2 separate regions of the Homo sapiens genome follow, and region 2 is linked to region 1. Evidence: read pairs that join two places in POLR2A ChIA-PET (ENCODE). Cell type or tissue: endothelial cell of umbilical vein. All regions are shown on one strand. Links, peaks and the distances in the headings refer to the core of each region. The heading gives the core; the rest is flanking DNA.

Region 1 (7,746 bases), core at 1,808-4,307:
GAGGATCATTTGAGCCCAAGAGTTTGAGGCTGCAGTGAGCCATGATCACACCATTGCACTCCAGCCTGGGCAACAAAGCAAGATCCTGTCTCTTAATTAAAAAAAAAAAAAAGCAATGATTAGTTAGCCAGCTTCGTATACATATAAATACTTCAAATGCATATTATGTAGCATTACCTTATTAGGCTTAATTTAAAAATCACGTGTGATAACCAGTTAAATACCAAAACAAAGCTGTCACTATAAAGGTATGGTCTCACTGTACACTGATGTGCCAGTTGTCTCAGGAGTCTCTTGTCACTGCCTTGGATAAGTTTTCTCTCTTACTCATCAATGCATTTGTGAAATACGTGTCCTTCCAAGCTCTTCTTTGATTTCTGTGTAATATTCTTTTCCCTCCATTCTGATGGGCAAGGAAAGAGTCTCTGCCACACTGAATAACTATCTGACCCCATGACCTTGATCGTGGGTTAGCAGCTTTAAGATTTCTTTCTGACATGATCTGGGGGTGCTCGATGGGAAAATTTGCTGGAAAAAGGTAGTGTTGTGAGAGTTACTGTTGTTTTCAAAGTAGTGAGATGGCTAATGATCTCAACTGAGTTGCATATGTATTTCCATGCCATTTGGAAAACTCCTTCTCCCCCACTCTTGCCCCCGTGCATTTTGCTGGCTCCTGTGAGCAGCCACTGCAGTAGCAGCAGCTCTGGGGTTTGGTGAGCTGCAATCTGTTAAGGAGATAAATAATGTGCTTGGCACGACACTCCTACTCTCCTCTTTAATTTGTCTTACACAAGGAAAATTATAATTAAATCATTCAGGGTAAACCCTTGAGTGTAGAGAAGGGAAAAAACACACTTTGGTAAAGATTGCCAATAGAAACCCACTTCCCTGTTGCGCAGGGTAGAGACATTTATCAATATTCAGCACTATTACGGGAGGAGCGGCCCATGTGATTTGTGAGGCGGATGCCAGCGTTCAAATCAAGGCTTGTTAAGATCCTGTCCCTGTGTAATCATGGACATTCAGCATCATTAGAATTCAGTACTGGCACCATGCTTCGTGCTTTGATTTTCTCCGACAATTTAATAATGTTTATTGTGCTGATTGTATATAAATTCATTGGTGCAATAAACATGCCTGTGTTGTCAGTGCCTGAGAAAAGTGTGGTGGGGATCAAGTTCAATGGCGCAGCTAAGGGGGAGCAGCAAGAGGAAGCAGGTGCATTCAAGCCTCTTGCTGTCATTTTATTCCATAGGGACAGAGAGTCTCGACTTCTTAGGGAAACAGACAAAACTCAGGCCTGGGATACCGGTACATATGAAGATACTGTCTTGTTTCCCTGTCTAATTGTCTTGCTTTAGAAAATTCCAGGTTTTGGTGTGGGTAAACAGAATCAACAGAATGCAAATGAAACATCTATTAAAATGCTAAATTTAGTAAAGCCCTTTGAGCTTCTTGGATCAAAGCAGCTATGTAAATACTAATAGCAATTACTACTTAAGTAATTGCCTAAATTAAAATTTGAAATATCACATTACATTATGGTGCACTAGGGAAAGGGACAAGAACTCACATTTAATCAGTTCCTTCTCTGTGCCAAGCACTGGCTAGACTTTTGCATATGGAGTGATGTCTCATTTTATCCACCTGACCACTCAGGAAGCAGTAAGGATGATTATACCCATTTTACAGATGAGGAAATCGAATAATAGAAATTAAATAACTAACCCAGGGTCATAGAACTGGTGGTTAGTGGCATATCCAAGATCCAAATTCAGATCTGTGTTTTAGTCTGCAAAATAGTACTTAAAGTTTTCATTCAGCATAGAAGTGAATACTAAATTACGATAAAATGAGTGTCCCTAAAAGATACTTTAAATTTAATTGAAATTCAATTTGACAAAACACGTATTAAGTTAACCTACTGTGTGCAAATCACTGCGTTTAAAAGAAAATACCAGAGTTTTCTCTTTTATGGTGTATATTCATATTTACCAGGCCTTTCATGAAGCGGGATAGGTGGGATTTACAAGCTATAAATCATTTTGGTCTGAAACAGCACATAAAGAACATAAATGAACCTCATGGGGGATTTACACACAGGCAGATCCAAAATAACGTATCCCCACTTTTTTCCTGCCTTATAAATCCTGTGTTTCCTCAATGAACACATCATATGCTTTTTATTTCATTTCAGCTGTCCTCTATAGTCCAAATCAGAAATATTCCCTTTTTTCTCATCCCAGCTTTTTTGCTTTCAGTTCAGCCACCATCATTAGATGTTTTATAACTCGAGTATTTCTCGGATTCATAGCTGTTCTAAGTATTTGTTCCAAGGTGTCCTTAAGCATTTGGTCAAAGATGTTTCCTTAAACCCTGATCAGATGGTGGTTGGGCAGTCTCTGCTTTTTTGAGGTATCATATTAGAAACAGGGGACGCACACTGGGCGCTTTACTCTATGAGGTTTAACCTATGCTCTCTTCAGTCACGATAGTCCTTGCCTCGTTCTCATCATTTATTGACGGAGCCCTGTGTATTACTGTCGCTTGCATTTTCTCCACTCCACAGTTGGCAGTTGCCTTCAAATAACCCCTGAAGGTTTCCGCCTGGCTAGTGTACTTATAGACAGTTTCACTTGATACACAGTCTCTGTTTTTGATTTGTGGCCTCTTGACATGTTGCCATGTATTTGACTATGTAACAATAACATTTGTGTTTACAGGCCTTGTTATTTTCAAAAGGCAAGGAACTTTGAAACATGTACATGTCTAGTGTTGCATTTTTTTTTCTTTTTTAAACTAAATTCTGTGTTTGTGAATAAATGTCAGTGCTCTTGGTTTACTTGCTAAAATTCTAGAAGTTAGTTTTCAGAACTGTTCCAGATACACAAGCCTTTAACTGGTGCATGTTCTGTGATATGTAGGACCTGTTGAAATTTAAGCAGTAAACTCTAGCTCCCATTATTTTGAAGAGTTTTTCCTCATTTCAGTTTTTTTTTTTCCCCAAAAATCAGAGGACAATTTGTATTTATTTTGATTTGAAATACTGAGCAAGCTAGTTATTTTAAATCTTTCTTCCCCGTTAGAGCATTTTGGAGAACCTGTGGTCAAATTCCACCAAATTGTCTTCAAAATTGTTAACTGCTACTTCCTGCCAACATGAGTCAAGGCATTTAAACAATCTATAACACTATAACAGAGCTCGGCAAATTATGGTCAGCCTGCCAAATCCAGCCCACTGCTTCCTTTTGTAAATAAAGTTTTATTGGGACACAGTCACATTCATTTACGTATTGTCTACGGCTACTTTGACACTACAATGGCAAGCTTGAGTAGTGGCAGCAGAAACCATATAGGCTACGAAAACTGAAATATTTACTATCTGACCATTTACAGAAACAGTTGCTGACCCCTGACCTTCACCATTAGCCTGGTGTTTCTCAGATTCCCTGATGATATTTTCATAGGGTATTTGTTAAACACACAGCTTCCTAGGCCTTTCTTCTGAAACCTGGACTTTCTTGGTCTGAGATGGGGTGCAGGAATTTGCATTTGCCCTACATACCCTGGAGTCTTGCTACTCAGAGGCTGCAGACCAGCAGCTCTGCTGTGACCTGGAAGCTTGTTAGAAACTCAGTCTCTGGCCCTGCCCCAGACCTGCATCAGGATCTGCATTGTAACAAGAGCCTCAGGGGTTTGGAATACATGTTCAAGTTTGAGAAGCAATGGAAGCTGTGTGTTTATCACTGAGGTTTTGACACTTGGAAAGAACAGGACTTTTCTCCAGACACTTGATTCACATCCCAGACAGGTTCTCATCAAAAGTCAGGGCTGTAGTTAAGGTGGTCTGGGGAGCAGCCCACTGGGGAGCCACCAGACAGGTTCAGTCCTCAAAACTAGTGACTTGCCATTCTTACGTGAGCCAACAGAGTAGAAATCATATGACTGAAGGGACCAGACCCCATTTGCTTCCTTTCCTTAGGAGCTACCACGAGACCTTGACTTGAGACCCACTCCTTGGCTCTGTGATCACAGGCAAGAGACACAAATTTAAGGTTCTGTTTTGCTCTTGTCAAGGATGAAAGGACCTGACATGTGATGGTGGTGATGAGAATGCAGCTAACATTTATGTAACTCTTACTGTGTGCCAGACACAATGCTCAACAGACTTGACATAGGGCTTGATACTATACTGATTTTCCTATTTTTAATTTTTTTTATTTTTTATTTTTATTTTTTGATTTTCCTATTTAATCCTCATAGTAACCTTATGGGGTATTCTCCCCTTTGTACAGAGGGTGCAGCTGGGGCCCAGAATGATGTTATCGCTTGCACACGTCACATAGCTAGTTAGTGACCATACAGGGACTAGACCTGAGATTTCCCTGACCCTCAGGGACTTGCAGTGACTGCCAGATTCTGGTGGCTCCCAGTGGGCTGCTCCCCAGACCACCTTCACTACAGCCCAGACTTTTGATGAGAATTGGACTACAGAGTGGGTTAAGCTCCGGATCAAGTCCAGATGGTAGCCTCCACTGGTTGTAGCTTGGGGCCAGACCTATCTTTTCAGCAGTAATTTAGAAGAAGCCCCCAGGAAAATCCCCGTTGCCAGTTTCCTTTGCACCCACCTCATCTTTTTGCTGGCAGGGAAGTCAGGAGGTTAGAAACCAGTGACGCACAGTGGAGAATATAGAGGGCGTGCTGGGCATGTCTTGTCAGGTGTAGGGGACCGGAAAGAGGACCAGGTGTGGCTAACTGCAGAGGCCTAAGATACAGGTACTTATTTTTGCTCCAAAGCAGACTCTTGGCAGCATCACCTGTCCCATGTCTATCTGTCGGGGAGGTAACCTACTTAGGGCAAAAGCTGTTCCTGCTGAGGTCAGACAGAAGCACCCTGGGGGCGAATCAGCATTTTGTACCCTAAACATGCTGCCTGTTGTTTGGCAGCCATCGTGCTTTGAAGAACTGTGATGTGTCTGATTGCTTAAAACCAATCACTTTTGGGACTTAGAAGTGGGAGAAAGGATTCTCTCAGGGCCATGTGGCATGGTGCCGTATCACCGCCTGTCATTCACACATGCAGGGAGGGCACCGGGAGAAAATCTTTAAAATATTGGCATGCCATAAGGGAAGGGTTTATGGGTTGTTTTTTTTTTTTTTTTTTTTTTTTTGACTGTTCACTTTGTGGGGTGATTAAACAAAAAAACCTCAGCCATTATTCTCTAACAGCTGTTGTGCCTTACCTCAATAAAGTGCCTTTTACCATAACACAGCATCTTTAGACTCTATAAATCTCTTTCTATTTATTGTGTTTAAATGATAAATGCTTTCCAATAAAATGACATCATGGGTCTGGAGAGTGATGTTCATTTTCTGAGTTACTCTTAAATTTGGTTGATTTGAATTTTTTTATTAGGATGTTGTATAATATGAATCTCAGCCACAGGCTATTCCGTGTCTAATGTGCCAGATTTCCCACCCAAAACCATCTTTGGACCCCCCATTTCTTTCACCTTGTAAGGTAGACATTCTTTTTTGATGCGCCGCTGCCGCTGATACAGGTTCTCTGCCAAATTCCTTTGTTGGCACCCAGGCATTTTGCAAGTATTTGCGCTTGAGTGGAAAGGCCTGTGTCCCCTCCTCCCAATTGTGTCTTAGCTTTCCTTAACATTTATTCCACACCAGGGGTGTGAGGGAAAGCATGTGGCAGGAGAAGAGTGAGAACCAGCCTTTTGGAAACTCTGATGGTATTGTCCATGGTACTCGGTTTTACTCTTTTACCTATAAAAAGTTGTTGTTGAATTGCACACCTTCACCACTTAAATTAGACAGAAGATTTTCTTTGATGGATATTGAAACCAACCAAAAGTGCAAAGGGAAGTCAAGGGCCTTCCCTTTGAGAGGAAAAGGGGCTTGGAAAAGTCCTATTCTTATAATAAATGACAGCTGGGAGTCTTATGCTCTTAAGCCAATACTGGAGCCAGATGAAGGGGGGACCTATGCTGGAGACTTAAGCGGATGTCATGTTCCTTTTCAAGATTTGCAAAGATGCTTTTTTGTGCAGTTATTCTGTTTTATTGCTGTGTTCGCACCAGTGTTACCCCGTGGCCTGGCTCCATAGGTCTTTCCGAGGGAGCTACCTCTCTGCCGACTGGCTCACTGGGGCAATGCAAATGAGTGCGTTAGATATGTACAGCATTCCTGAAGTTCTTTATTCCATACCCCTTTGTAATCAGTCAAGGCCTAAGTATATTATAAACTATATTCTCCTCATTAAAACAATAGTGGAAGCTCACAAAGGGAAATTGTTAATATGTGTTCCAGCTTGTCACTTCTGCCTGTGTGAATAAAGAAGATAACCGTTCCTTTGGGAAACTATTTCGGGAATTGAGCAACAGATACGCTAGCCAGAGAATTCTCTTAACTGTAATTTTCCTTTTTGTGTGTACTCTAAAATAACATCCTGTTGGGCTCCTCAGTGCCACTGCACAGACAGAGCACAATTGCCACAGCCCAGGTGGTGTTAATATGGGACAATCCCCCCGGGCACATGTCGCCAAGAGTTTTACAGCTTGTTCAGTGTCTTCATCCATATGGCAATCTGTCCCATTCACAGGAAGGCATCGGGGCTGCGCCGGGCGGGTACTGCGGTCAATGTAGTGTGAAGAGCAGGCCTCCACTCAGGCAGCCTCTGTTGTGCAGTTTGTTTTATTGTAGATCTGAGTTATGACGCACACACACTCACATGTACTCTCTCAACCAAGAAGAGATGCGAAAATAGCCTTGCTGGCTTCCTTTCCTCCCCCTTTATTTTTTGAAGCACGTGGTTAACTCAGCAGGTACAATTCTAGTGCATGAAACACACTTGGTTCATAGAAAGTCAGTTAAAAACACACATCCACATGGACCTTTCTGGCTGGGTGGTTGTGTGTTAACATAAGGACTCCATACTTGTACTAGGATTCTTCTAGAAATTAGTGGGTTTTGTTGTTCTTGCTCTCTCTTCCCCACCTCTTTTTTTGTTTTTTGTTTGTTTGTTTGTTTGTTTAGCATTTTCCATTGTGAAAACTATTTTGGTTGTCCAGTTTGGATTGTTGGTCTAATATTTGTGGTTTCTAAGTCTTAAAATGAAAGAAGAGAAAGAAAAAAGAAAATCATTATCCGCCTCAGAAATCTGAGAGTAAAACATTGGCTGGAGGTGTGAGAAGTGCAAAGAATCAAGAAAACAGAGATTTCCCAGTGCACAGGGTGAAAAATAGGGACTTTTTAAAAAGACACTTTGGAAAATTCACCAGGAGGCAAAAAGCCTTCTCCATTTATATACCCAAGGCTTGTTCTGCTTTTGTGTAACTATTTGTGTTCTTGTTTGGTAAACAAACAGACCCCATAGCAACTGTAGCTGATGATATTTATACTACCTGTAAGACTTCCCTAAACAAATAGACAGACTTTTATGACCTTCAAATTTCATTCCTTTTATAGTCTTCAAGGAAATCAGTCTAATGGCAAGCCGATCTCTCTCTTTCTCTCCATTGCTTTTTTTACAGTACTTTGAGATATGTCTTTGAAGGAGCTTTTGTGTATTGTGTATTTTACATCTTGGCTGTGAATGTTGAGTGTTTGAAGATGTACTATGGCAGAAGGAAAGAGGAAACCTGAAGTGTTTGTGCAAATGATGTGATATTTGCTTTCAAAGGAGTCATTTTAGTAATCAGTGGAATTCTGGGTCATACATCCAAAAAGCGA
Region 2 (7,746 bases), core at 3,489-5,988, 400 kb before region 1:
TACGGTTAGATAGGCGGAATACGTGCCCATGTCCTGTTCACAGTAGGGCGACTGTCATTAACAATAAAGTATTGTATATTTCAAAAGAGCTAGAAGAAAGTATTTTGAATGTTCTCATTACAAAGAAATGATGAATGTTCGAGGTGATGGATAAGCTAATTACTCTGATTTTATCATGACACCAAATATACATGTATCAAAACATCACACAGTACCCCATGAATACATACAATTATTGTGTGTCAGTTAAAAACAAAATAAGGGCCGGGCGTGGTGGCTCACGCCTGTGATTCCAGCACTTTGGGAGGCCGAGGCGGGTGGATCACCTGAGGTCAGGAGTTCAAGACCAGTCTGGCCAATATGGTGAAACCCCATCTCTACCAGAAATACAAAAAAATTAGCCAGGTGTGGTGGTACATGCCTGTAATCCCAACTACTCAGGAGGCTGAGGAAGGAGAACCTCTTGAACCCAGGAGGCAGAGGTTGCAGTTAGCTGAGATCGCGCCACTGCACTCCAGCCCAGCCTGGGTGACAGAGCGAGACTATGTCTCAAAAAAATAAAAAAAAAATAAAAAAAGATTTAAATAAAAACTGCAGGTGCTGGAGCCCCACCCTCAGAGATTCAGATTAAGTCCCAAGTGGGGCCTGACAATCTGCATGCTTTCATTTTTTTGAGCAGGCAACTCCGCCTGCAATCCCCTTCTCCCTGGTTTTCCTGATGGAGCAGGCCTGGGCTTTTGACAAATCCAGACGTGGGAGTGACTGTGATTGTTGTCAAAAAAACAAAAACAAAAGAAAAAACCAAGACCATGGAATGGAGGAAGCTTCTCTGTGGCATTATTACTGGGGCCGCGGCTAGTTTGGTGCAGGATGATACTGACGACAGAGAGGACCTCCGTGCCCATGTAGCTTTCTCCAGACATCCCAGCACCCAACTCACTGCGCGAGACTTGCATGAATAATTTCACTAAAATCAGCTGGACGTTCTCAAGATTCAGAGGAAATCACCAGTGTCCTCCTGTGGGTGTCTCCTTGTGTGTTTTAGTTGATCTCTGAATGTGGTTTTTTTTTTTTTTTGGCTTTTTAAGGTCTTCAGCCATTTCTGACAGGTGCTGTAGTTGGCCTGTTGTAATATGCAAAACCTATACAAAGACGTGTCCTTAGTCCCTGTGTCAAGCAACTCAGTCTGGTTGGCTAATGGTTAATGTAGAGAAGTATGCGTACAATGTCAGGGTGTTACAGTATGGAGCTATGCAGAAGGAATGAACAACTGGGGCATCTGGGACATATATGGTCAAGCTCCACAAAAGTGGGGCACCAAGTCTGAACAGGGCTTTGAGGCATGAATATGAGTTCCCTAGATGGTTCAGCTCCTGAGATGTTTAGTGCTTGGGAATTCTCAAAGTTGTGTAGGCATGACTTCTGAATGGGAAGGTTCTGGTGAAGATATCGTTAAGAACGTAGTGGGTGAAGCCCTCTTCATGCAAATAACATCAGGCAGAACAGAGATTTATTATGTGCAAATGACAGTAACCTTTATAAAATCTAGAAAATAATTTTTCCCCAATTTCCCCTCGAATCCAAACATTCTTCTGCAGTCTGAGTGGGGTTGATAGGCTGCCAAGATGTTGAAGGGCCTCAGTGGGAAGGGACTTGGCTAACAGTTCCCAGTGCCAGTGTTCTCTATAGCGTGTCTTGTTGAGCACTGGTGCCCTGGCTTGCTGCCCACAAGCCAGAATGAGTTTGAGAACTTGAGGGTTTACGAAGCAGAGGTAAGAACACCACCCTGGAGGTCTTTAGGACTGATTTAAAATTCCACCAGTGGTACTGACTTTGGACACATTCCTCAACCTCTCCAAATGGTTCCCTGTTAGTGACGCCGGGGGCATCGTAGGATCATTCTCCTAGAGCATTTAGCACAGGGCCTGACATGTTAGTGACTACTCACTCCACTGCCTGCTCACAGGCATGGGTAAAAGGAAGAGCAAAACAAACAAGATGCCTGAACTGCTAGGCCAATCTGGAGCAGAGCTGCTAACTTCAGCGCTGTTGACATTTGGGGCCAGAAAGTTCTTTGTTGTGGGGTCTGTGCTGTGCACGGTGGGATGTGTAGCAGCATCCTTGCCTCTGCCATTCATTCCTGCCCATGACAGTGACAACCAAGACTGTCTCCAGACATTTCCACATGTATGTCCCGTAGGGGTTAAAGCTACCTTCTACTTCCATGAGAATGACTGATCCATAGTACAGTCCCACCTAGGGAGTTGTGCCATGATTTGCAAAGTTATTTACCCTTACTAAAGGCACTGCTAAGCTAGGTCTCTAATCTAAAATATGGAACAAAATTTCACAAGAGGCAGCTGAAAAAAGTTTTATATTATCCTGTTTGCAATAGGGAATGCAGTTACCTTTAAAAAACCTGAAGTACTATCATAGCTGACAGAAAAAGAGAATTCCTAACATATACCTGGTGCATGCTTTCCATTTAATACCAGTTTCACTTTAAAATGTGAGGAACAGGGTAGGGTCTTTTGCTTGTTTAGTTTTCCAATTTTTTGTTCCTTATTCTTATTTTGTTTTATTTTATTTTTGAGACAGGGTCTCACTGTGTCACCCAGGCTGAAATGTAGTGGCATGATTATAGCTCATTGCAGCCTCAACCGCTTGGGCTCAAGTGATCCTCCCACCTCAGCTTCCTGGGTAGCTGGGACCACAGGCACATGCCAGCATGCCTGGATAACTATTTTTTTTTTTTTTTTTGAGACAGAGTCTTGCTCTGTCACCCAGGCTGGAGTGCAGTGGCACGACCTTGGCTCACTGCAACCTCTGCCTTCCGGGTTCAAGTGATTCTTCTGCCTCAGCCGATTCTTCTGCCTCAGGCTCCCAAGTAGCTGGGACTACAGGCATGTGCCACCATGCCCAGCTAACTTTCTTGTATTTTTAGTAGAGACGGGGTTTCACCATATCAGCCAGGCTGGTCTTGAACTCCTGACCTCGTGATCTGCCCGCCTCAGCTTCCTAAAATGCTAGGATTACAGGCGTGAGCCACCGCGCCCGGCACGGTGTCTCACTTTGTTACCCAGGCTGGTCTCAAACACCTGACCTCAAGCAATTCCCCTGCCTTGGCCTCTCAAAGTGCTGGGATTACAGGCATAAACCACTGCACCTGGACTTGTTTGTTATTTTTAATTGTGGTAAAATACACATAACAGAATTTATCATCTTAAATGTTTTGAAGTGTAAGGTTTAGTTGTGTTAAGTATATTCATATTGTTGTGCAACCAGTCTCCAGAACTTTCTCATCTTGCATAACTGAAACTCCCTCCTCCCCTGGCAACCAGCATTCTACTTTGTCTATGAATTTGACAACTCTAGATACCTCATATAAATGGAATCATATAGTATTTGTCTTTTTGTGACTGGCTTATTTCACTTAGCATAATGTCCTCAAGGTACGTGCCTGTTACAGCAGGATTCAGAACTTCCTCCTTTTTTTTTTTTTTTTCCTGAGACAGAGTCTCACTCTCTCGCCCAGGCTGGAGTGTGCAATGGTGCAATCTCCGATCAATGAAACCCCCATCTCCTGGGTTCAGGCAATTCTCCTGCCTCAGCCTCCCAAGTAGCTGGGATTACAGGCGTGCACCACCACACTCAGCTAATTTTTTTGTATTTTTACTAGGGATGGGGTTTTGCCTTGTTGGCCAGGCTGGTCTCAAACTCCTGACCTGAAATGACCTGCCTACCTCGGCCTCCCAAAGTTCTGGGATTACAGGCTTGAGCTGCTGCGCCTGGCCCCTTCTCCCTTTTAAAGGCTGAATAATATTCTGTTGAATGTGTGTACATTTTGTTTATCCATCCTTTGCTGGACACTTGGATTGCCACCACCGTTTAAGTATTGTGAATAATAGTGCCATGAACATGGGTGTACAAGTATTTCTTAAGTTTCTTCTTTCAGTTCTCTAGGGAATATTCCCAGTAGTGGAAATGCTGGATCATGTGGTAATTCTATTTTTCCTTCTTCTAAGTTTTCTTACCTTTTCTTAGCTGAAAGAAATAGAATGCACTGCCCTTCAGACCCCTCCCCACCCTTTCTTGAAGGTTTTCATTACATCACTGCTACCTTTGATTCTTTCTCCCATTCCCACCCTATGCACATGGACACACAGAAAGGTTTTCAGGAACCAGGAAAAGGCAATCGTTTGCATGCATGGTCCCAGGGTTCTGAGCAGCTCTCGTGCAGCCATAATCACACCTTGACCACTTTGTCATCAGGACCTGTGCTGCTTGTAGCCTGAAGTCTGCCCGAGCTCTGCATCTGTGGCAAGGCCTGGCACCCTCACTGCCTGTCTGCCACCTGCATAGGCAGTCCCATCCTTGTGCAATTTAATGAAACAGTGGAGAGGAAGATGAGTTGTGAGAGCAGCGAGCTGGTGTCTTCCTTCCTATAGAGCCTTGGAGAGCGGGTTGTAGCTCCAACCTTAAGGCTCTGTTCCTTGCCTCCGAAGAGCTCCTGTCCCTGCTACCATCCACTCTGCCCTGTGGTCTCCACCAGTGGGGTTGGGGAGGGCTGGGTGGGATGCTCAGTCCTCCAGCCTGTGTAATTTACTTTATATTCCGGTTCTGCATTGACATTCTCAGTGTAAGAAAACAGGAGAGCAAAAAAGCAATATGTTGAAAAGCTTGTATCTATGGAGACTGGTTTTTTTTTTTTTTCTCCAAATTAGACTGAAACCTCCCTAAATCTATATAATTCTATTTGCAGAATGGGCCTACCAAGCCTTGTGATGAGGACTAGATCTTGGCCATCAACTGCTGGGGGGTATAAATGAGGTCCAAAAGACCCAAGGGAGAGGCAGTCTCAATGTTTGGAGACCAAAATTATGTGAGTGGAGGGGAGCCTGGAGAAGGTGGCCGTAAGTCGAAATCCCTACTGTGCTAGGATGCTAAATCCTTTTGTGAGCCAGAGTTTCCTCTGCTGATGGCCAGGAGGATGGAGAGTCAGCCGAGATAATGGAATGCACAGGAACTCATGCCACAGCAGGTTACTCTTAAAGGTGGATAAAGAAGTGGAAATAGGATTAGTCTTGCTGTTTTCACATTTTTGAAAGCAATCCAAAAACACCAGTACTTTCCGGCCGATGTAGCTCATATTAAACGAGGCTGCCAGAAAATGAAGAATAAGGGACAACATTCATTCATTCATTCATTCAGAAATAGATTTTAAGAGCCAAGAATTCAGTGCTGAGCAAAACCAGACACAGTGTTCTTAAAGAGTCTACATGTTATTCCATTCCTGTAATTCCTGTGCGTAACTGAACATGTTAGATGCCTACATTTTCCTGAAGGTAATAAATTGTTCAATTATTTTGTTTGCTTTTATCCCATTACTTTCATATAACTAGTAGAGATAGATTCCAGTGGTAGAATCACATAAATACATTTCTTCTGGAAATAAGTCACTGTTATTGTTTCAATCCATGTTAATTTTCTACCCCTCCCATCAGCAGATCCGTGGGCTCTCTTTGACTCAATTTCGTGTACACAGCTTTTCTTCACCTCCTGGAACCAAGCTTTTCTTTTTGTCTGCAAGTGCGGGTGGGGCCCTGTCCTCTTGAGGCAGCTTGTTTTTCACCTGATCATTTTTTTGGTTTGGGTCTCTTACGCCCCAGCCAGAGGAACAGGCTCTTAATTCCTGTCCAGCAGGGTTTCTTTTTATTCCCAAAGGCATTATGATGATCACAGACTCGGAAGTTCATGCTCCTCCACCCTTTGGGCTTGCGTTTTATGCTGGGTGGAGAGAGAGGATGGTGGAGCCATTGCTGAGTGTCTGTGATACCTTCTTCTTTGGGGAACACTCAGAGAGACCTGGGGTGTTCCTGTGATGGGACCTCATTCTGCTCCCTCACTCTGCCCCAGTCCAGTGCATCTGCCATTCCTGGTGAGTCAGGAGAGCCCAGTGGAGAATGGCTGTTGGCTTCTTGTACCTCCAAACTCTGTATGTATTCATGATTTGTTTTCTGTTTGTTTTGTTTTGTTTTGTTTTGCTTTTGAGACAGGGTCTCATTCTGTCACTCAGGCTGGAGTGCAGTGGTATGATCGTGGTTGACTGCAGCCTCAACTTCCCAGGTTCAAGCGATCCTCCTACCTTCATTTCTCAAGTAACTAGGACAACAGTTGTGCACCACCAAGCCTGGCCAATTTCTGTGTTTTTCATAGAGACGGGTTTTCATCATGTTGCCCAGGTTGGTCTCGAACTCCTAGGCTCGAGCAATCTGCCTGCCTTCCAGAGTGCTTGGATTACAGGAATGAGCCATCATGCCCAGCTCTGTTTTCCTTTTTATACATTCTTAGAAGTGACATTGTTGGATCAAAGAGACTGAGAAACGTTAATGCCAGCTTTCTGTTTTTCAGAATGGTAATACCAAGTTTGTTCTCAATCAGCTTTGTATGTAATGGCCCATTTCCTTAAACTCCAAATAATGTGGGATATTATATGTGAAAATATTCCCTAATTTGATAGGTGAAAAAATGGAATTGTGTTGATCAGCGTTGCTTTGATCGGTCATGGGGCTTACATTTTGTTTCCTGTGTTTTAGATAGATGTCAAAGTTACGCCAAAATTACATTATTATAGCAGACATTTTGCAGTATTCCTGCCTACAGATCACCACTTGCCTGGCTGGCTCCAAGTCGGAGTTGGTTTCCAGGTATTTTGGTGTATTCTCATCATCATTCTCGGAGGATGTGCTCCAGACTTGGTTTATGACTACAGTCGGTTCAGTGCTGTTGGCTTAGTGAATCCTTGAAATTTTTTGTTCTTTTCTTGTTAGTATTATAAGGGCCTATGTGAGTCAGTTCCTTAAGGGTTTTATGGAAATACATGGAATTGTAATAGGGACCATATTTTATGACTCTAAAACTAGGATTTCTGATTTTTATGAGAGTGAGTCATGTTTATAGGGACGATAGATGGGGTATTTGAAATGTGGACTGCAGTGTTAAATCCAGAAGGTCTCATCACCACCAGGGCCAGCATTCCCCACACTCCTCAGACCACAAGTTCGGCGGCACAGTTGTTCCATGCAGTAACTATGCTATGGTGAAAATAAGTTGGAAAACACTGGCTTATACCAGGCTGCATCTTAGGATTTTCAGGTTTTAGCGTAGTAATGTGCTTTGTTGATCTCAGAGGGATTGTGAACATGTGTAAAGTTTTCCAAATGAAACTGCTTTGGAGGTGGCAGGGGCTGTTGCGGGGAGACAATGCCTTTTGATGACCTGAAGAGCCCATACCAGGAACAGTTTGGGAAATATGTAATAGGAATAATTAGAAATTCCTACATGGTATATAAACCCACATTCCCTGAAAAATCAGAAATGGTTTTCAGTTGTGACATAACAGGGTATTAATATATGTAGACAGATTCTCCCCCCTTTCTTCCTTTCTTCCTTCTATCCTCCCTCCCTCCTTCCCTCCTTCCCTCCTTTTTTCCTCCCTCCCTCCCTCCGTCCCTTCCTCCCTCCCTCCGTCCCTTCCTCCCTCCCTCCGTCCCTTCCTCCCTCCCTCCGTCCCTTCCTCCCTCCCTCCGTCCCTTCCTCCCTCCCTCCGTCCCTTCCTCCCTCCCTCCGTCCCTTCCTCCCTCCCTCCGTCCCTCCCTCCCTCCCTCCGTCCCTCCCTCCCTCCCTCCGTCCCTTCCTCCCTCCCTCCGTCCCTTCCTCCCTCCCTCCGTCCCTTCCTCCCTCCCT

The links. ChIA-PET counts read pairs that join two places held together with the same protein. Peaks named below come from ENCODE experiments on the same cell type or tissue, not always from the same donor. Only the 100,000 strongest peaks of a DNase experiment are listed, where the experiment ranks them.
Region 2: POLR2A ChIA-PET joins it to region 1 with 5 read pairs; 2 of 35 experiments call an interaction of 5 or more read pairs at or near these places.

What each region holds. Positions count from the first base shown.
Region 1 is chr3:71,031,028-71,038,773 of GRCh38, reverse strand. The region is part of intron 11 of FOXP1 (forkhead box P1); the gene reads left to right. Among named protein-coding and RNA genes, the nearest start is that of FOXP1-AS1, 250 kb to the left of the region's middle. In endothelial cell of umbilical vein, for the core only: no CTCF peak of the experiment used is centred there; DNase peaks (open chromatin) are centred at 2,783 and 3,233; H3K27ac peaks cover 2,030 bases.
Region 2 is chr3:71,435,710-71,443,455 of GRCh38, reverse strand. All of the region lies in intron 3 of FOXP1 (forkhead box P1), which reads left to right. Among named protein-coding and RNA genes, the nearest start is that of MIR1284, 100 kb to the left of the region's middle. In endothelial cell of umbilical vein, for the core only: no CTCF peak of the experiment used is centred there; no DNase peak of the experiment used is centred there.